Regions from separate parts of the Homo sapiens genome. Here region 1 is linked to region 2. Evidence: read pairs that join two places in POLR2A ChIA-PET (ENCODE). Cell type or tissue: PC-9. All regions are shown on one strand. Links, peaks and the distances in the headings refer to the core of each region. The heading gives the core; the rest is flanking DNA. Region 1 overlaps RUNX1 (RUNX family transcription factor 1). Region 2 overlaps RUNX1 (RUNX family transcription factor 1).

What was found. ChIA-PET counts read pairs that join two places held together with the same protein. Peaks named below come from ENCODE experiments on the same cell type or tissue, not always from the same donor. Only the 100,000 strongest peaks of a DNase experiment are listed, where the experiment ranks them.
Region 1: POLR2A ChIA-PET joins it to region 2 with 8 read pairs; 5 of 35 experiments call an interaction of 5 or more read pairs at or near these places.

What each region holds. Positions count from the first base shown.
Region 1 is chr21:34,955,232-34,958,144 of GRCh38, forward strand. All of the region lies in intron 2 of RUNX1 (RUNX family transcription factor 1), which reads right to left. Among named protein-coding and RNA genes, the nearest start is that of RUNX1-IT1, 83 kb to the right of the region's middle. In PC-9, for the core only: no CTCF peak of the experiment used is centred there; a DNase peak (open chromatin) is centred at 1,360; H3K27ac peaks cover 415 bases.
Region 2 is chr21:35,025,832-35,028,744 of GRCh38, forward strand. All of the region lies in intron 2 of RUNX1 (RUNX family transcription factor 1), which reads right to left. Among named protein-coding and RNA genes, the nearest start is that of RUNX1-IT1, 12 kb to the right of the region's middle. RefSeq lists enhancers at 841-1,343, 997-1,141 and a cis regulatory region at 1,060-1,077. In PC-9, for the core only: no CTCF peak of the experiment used is centred there; no DNase peak of the experiment used is centred there.

The DNA of each region.
Region 1 (2,913 bases), core at 214-2,713, 71 kb before region 2:
ATTTTTTTTTTTTAAAGTTATCCAGGGGACTCTTACACTTACTAAAGTTGGAGGATGATTGTTCTAAGCAGTTGTGAGGATTGCATGAGACAATACGAACAAAGACTTTAGGACTATATCTGGCCCATGGTAAGTGCTCCATATATGGAAGCAATTATTTTTATCATTAGAGCACACTGTGGTGTAGAATAACTTGGTCAGAAAAGCTAGGCAAGTCCATGAAGGGGAAAAAGGGAGATGGCATTACTCTTTCTCAGGATTATAACTCTGAACTCAAAGGGAGCCAAGAGGGCAGGCACACTGAATGTAACCCGATTTGACTTAAACGGAAGACTGAGGCAAATCATTGATGTGTTGAGTATTCAGCAACAGAATAACAACCTGAAAACAGATGAAGGAGAAGGTTGCTGTCCTAACAGCAAAATCCCTTAAGACTCCCAGGCTTTCCGAAGGTGAATTTTTAAGCATTGATGGAAATGCGTTAATGAGCATATAAAATTGTGGTTGAATGGTGACCACCATGCCTGAAGCTCTGTTGAAAAATTATTGACAGCTATATTGCTTATTCCTGTAGTGGTTAGGAAATGAAATGCCTTTCTCTAATCAAGTAATTGCATTAAGGAGCTACTGGGAACATTTGGTTGCTTTTCCGGAATAGGCAAGAAGTCAACTGCACTTCAACCAGGTTAACTGTCAAGAGGAGTTTGGCTCAAATTTCTTTTAGTTCAACTAACATCTTTTTTTTCCTCATGCATATGCAAGCAAAAGTATAAAAATAAATTCAGCTAATAGCCAAAACAAAACAGCACATTTGTAGTAAATCCTGCCTGTTTCTGAAATAAAATTCAGCAAAAGATGTGTTTTTGTTTTTTCTGTTTAAGGGAGAGATGGTGGAGATGTGGGTTTTGGCACAAACCTTAAACCCTAAAATGAGCTGCAACACAGGTGGAGTGAGATGGATTTCCAGTGACTAAGGCAGACAGCGTCATGCCCAGCTTTAACTGTGTGAAGATTCATTGTGAATTTTGCCATAGCCCAAGCAGAAAGAAGATACATTTTCTGGTTACAATAGTTTTGGTTGGCAGAATTTACCTGAAAATTCACTCAAAAAAGTCTCTCATTTGAAAGATGAACTGGTAGAGAATTGTGAACATACAGAACAAGGATATAAGTAGACAGAACACAGTCATTTTTTTGTTGAAGTTGTTACTGTGAAATTTCAAGCTCCTTGGGTCTTCGAAAGGCCACTTTTATGTCTGCAGCTCCATAGAGATACAACCACTGAAATAAAAAACACAGTGACTGGGCCATTTTGTTTACACAGTGCCACATTCTTGGCCAGTCTTGTTTGTCACCAAATGGCCTGATGAATGCTGTTTTGATGTCACGCCCTAGATACCACTTTGTGTTTTTGTGCTCTTGGGCATGAATGGGTGACTAGCTCACTCATGGGCTGTGGCTCTAAGGCCCCTGGTTACTGAGCAAAGTTGATCTGAATTGCTAGAACATTTGAGCCCATTTGCCCCATCCTGCTCGTTCTCCTCCTCTTCCTCTTTTTCTCTCCCATATATACAGTGATATGCAGGGCATACCACTACATCATAGATCTCAGTCCTCAAAGCTTACAAAATTACTTCCATTTGTGAGGTAAACTAACTCTTGTTCCTCAGTCTTGAATTTACCCACCAGGCTTGCTGCAAAGAATGAGCTTAAAAATAACCTGATGATTTCCACGTGGCAGGGCCACGGGTTACAGAGCACAGCCTGTGCCCCTAGGACAGGCACCCACATTGTTCTTTTTGGAAGGAGTGGATCTGATGCCAGGGAAAGGTGACACAAGAAAGAAGCTGGCCACGAAGCCTCTGAGCTTTGTGACCTGATGCTCACCTGACGCATGGCCAGGCTGTCTCCTCTCTGCCAAATAGGGAGAGAAACTCTGACTTGGCCGACATCGTGGGTGTGTTAGGTAATATTTGCCAACTGCTTTGAAGATGAAAAGCGTTATGGGGCACTAAATGTGATAATTATCAATTATAAAACCTCACTACTCCCTGGAACACTAGGGGCGAATGAGCAGGAAATATAAATGTTTGTGACAGGAAGCCAGGAGCCAGGATGGCTCGTGAAATGTGAAAAGTTCAACACACAGTGCCCTTACCTGGGGCAAGCCAGGAACTCATTTGTCTTTGGAAGGTAAATGCTTCCTTGAGCTAACGAGGTGGCCCCCTGAGAGACTACCTTATTAAGTACTCCTGGAATTCTGGGCAAGGGGTGCCTGTGTACCTCTCCAGTGCCACCTGGGTGCCATGAAAAAAATGTCCCACTTGGAGTTTGGCCTGGGCTTTTCCCTCATCCTTTCTCTATTATCCGAGGATAACAGGGTGATAGACTGAAGACCTCTGGGCCGTTCAGATATTCGTACATTCTAGACACACATCATGATGATATTCACACATCATAATCATTGAGCTTTTGCAAGGATCCCGGAATGAGGCACACACCTCCTCTGGCCATTTGATTGTGTTTATAAACTGAAGTGTTCTTGTCTTGGAAATCTTTAGCCTTTTCAGGGTCATCTGGAATCCCGAGGCTGATGTCATGTCCGGCTATCGGCACATGTAGTGTAGGCAGTTTACTCTATGGCTTCATCTGAGGGGTATGGGGCAGGATGTCTGTCCCAGTAGCCAACCCTTTTGCCCGTCAGGCCACCAATGGGAATTTCTCTTGCCAGTGGTTTGTTTGTACAAGTCTCCCAACAAATGCATCCTTGTAAAGGATGGCGGTAAAATAATAACTCCTTCTAGTTCATCTTTTTTGAAAGACAGACAAATTTGGGGGCACTCAGAAGAATTACAATTATTTACCTCCTGTGAGATAAAGGGCTGTCTAACAGGCTGATGTGTGGCCAGGACA
Region 2 (2,913 bases), core at 162-2,661:
GGAAACTCATATGGTTCTCTGCTAATTCTTAAAAATAAGGTAGATTCTTACTCATCTAGGGTGCTTGCTCGTTATGAACACAGGAAGATTAAGGAATGAGTATGGACTGTTTCTACTCTATGTTTTCGGACAAGAAGAATAATAAAAAAGCACTGGGTAGCTGGAACAACTGCAGAGGCCCCAACAATGATGGAGACTTTCTGGTGCACCGTGGCACAGGGGTCTCTTCCAAAGGGACTCAATCAACCCCAACAGGCATCATCTTCTGTGACTCAAGATGTCCTTTTTAGGAGTGCTTGTACTTTTTAATGCTCAGAGAAGTTCGTATTACTGATTCGGGAACACTGAGTTTTTCAGCTCCTGTAAAACTATTTTCAGGTTTATTTTCAAGTACATTCTTTACCTCGGGGGGTCAAATCTTTTGGTTTCCAGTGAATATCGTGGTTATACCTGTGGTTACCCACTGACTTCTCATCTGCCTAGCTTATCTGATAACAGGCAAATGGGGAAAGAGGCTTTAATACCCCTCAAAAGGGGAAGATTGATAATTAGTTATTCACCGCATAGAATCAGGCCAGGTCAACTCTCTCCAAGAAGAAAAGCAATCTGGATATTGCACTTTGGGGTCCCTTTTCATTTTGGCATTACAGGCCTCATGAGGATGTAGTCTTTCTGTATTTCTTTCTTTCTTTTTAAATTGTTATTTATTTATTTATTTTAACCAGGTCAAAGCATTACATACTGCAGAAGAGAAAGCAACTTCAGCTTCTCTTAAACGGTGTCATTTTCATGACAGCTCGTAAATTTTGGCCTCCTATGGGTCCAGGATCTGCGCGCATCCGCCCGGGGACTTGTTGGTGGATCCATCCCTCATGGCGGAGCAGCAAGGGGATCCTTTAGAAAAAGCAATGGGCGAAGTAACTGAAAGAGCGACGCAGAAAGCAACAGCCAGAAACGGCGGGGACGCGAGCGGCCCAGACAGGAAGGGAGGCGGTGGCGCAGCTCTGGTGCGCAGCGCGCCGCAGCGACGGAACTTCTGCAAAAGCTGCCTGCCCGCGCGTTATCAGCGGCGCGCAGGCCTGTGGTTTTCTCGCTCTCGCAACCCTGCTTTAACTGCCGGTTTATTTTTCGACAAACAGGATGCCTCCATCTGAGGCTGTCAGCATCCCAGGCTCTTTGAAAGAAAAGAAGTAGAGCGGCCCCACCCTAGAGGCAAGGACGGGGTCTGTGTCAAGAGGCTTCCCAGAGAAGTGAAAACTCTGCAGGTGCAGCCGCTGGGAGAGCATCAAGAAGGGCAGGGTGGAGGGGCAGGGGGCGAAGGGAGGGGGTGAAGCCCGCACCCTACCCCCACATGAAACTGATTCCACTACCCCATCTCTGCAAGCGTCCAGAGGCAGAGAGGCCAACATTTCGGGGACAGCTTGGAGGCGGGAGATTTAGGCAGGGCTCCTTAAACTTTTATGTGCATGAAAATCAGGCCAATCACGGGGCTCTTGAGCAAATGGGGACGATGATTCAGCAGGTCTGGGCTGAGGCCTCAGATTCTGCACTTCTAACAAGTTCCCAGGTGGTAGTGATGCTGCCAGTCCAAAGACCACACTGTGAATAGCAAGGCGTCGTCGGGACAGTCTGCTTTAGAGTAAAACCTAATAGATGTGCAAATATTTAAACCAAGCTGTATTTATTCCTGAGGCCCTGGTTTAACTGGAGCCACCTTGCTAATGGAAAATGGAAAATGAAATTCCTTTAGGTTCCAAAGGGAAGGAAAGTTTGAAATGGTTAAGGTATTTAAAAAATCCTAGTTGGGAGTGGCCTTGGGGATTCGGGAGAGTTGAAGTTAGGTTCTGAGCCAAGAGATGGGGGAGGAAGGGTGGGATGTGGCAAATAAATATAAACACACACACACAAACCCCAGCCCAACCACAGGTTCTTTCCTATCAATGAAACATTTGCATCTTGCAGGTAGAACTCACACGTGTCCACATTTTTCAGAAGTTGAATGGTTTTGTGTAATGGTACAGAATTTGGAGCCCATATTTGAATATTCTAGATCCAATGTTATCTCAGACTGGCTTTAGGATCTTGTGGCCTACATTTAAAAATGCATGTTTCTGAGTCATGTTTAATTAGTAGTAGTATCTGAGAACTGAGAGACTAGACTAAGAAATCCATGGTATATGAATAAAATCTCCAGACAGCAGCTAGAACATAGAGGTCCCTCCAGAGGCAGTGCCAGTTGTCAGCTGTAAAAATAGGTTCTGCTCAGTTTTGCTTAGGCCTGAAGTTTCCTGAAGATTTCATTTAGACTTCATCAAAACCAGTCAAAGACTTCCTGTTACAGAAAGGTTCTTAAAGTATGGCTGGGACTACAGGGCTATTAAGATGCAGATTCTTGGGCCTCTCTGCCTCACTCATCATGGTTTCTCAGGGTGGGTGCCGGGAACCTGCATTTTAACAAACGCTTTGAGGATTCTTATGTACTGCCAAGTTTAGGAGTCCCTGGTCTGCAGGTTTAAGTTCAACCTTCTCACTGCAGCATTCAAAGACCTGGCTTCAATTTTGCTGTTCACAGGCGAGCCTCAGTGACTTCCTCACTGCCCTCTGAGCACTCCTGGAGCCACCTGGCTGCCTCATTCATTTCTTCTCCTCTGTCTTTCCCCAGCCCTGGAATAAAATGACTTCCATCTTCCTCTCCGAACTCTCTTCAGATCATGGCTTCCCACTCAGCAAGCAGTTACTTTCCTGGTCTGCCACTGCTGTGGTATTAATGATAGGCCACTCGATTCTCATTTTGTTGACTGAATATTTCTCATGCTTAGGCTTTGCCTCCCTGACCAGACAGTAAGTTCTCTGAAGCCATTTCATGCTATATAATCTTTATGTTCAAGACTACTTTCTAACGCAGTGTCATGT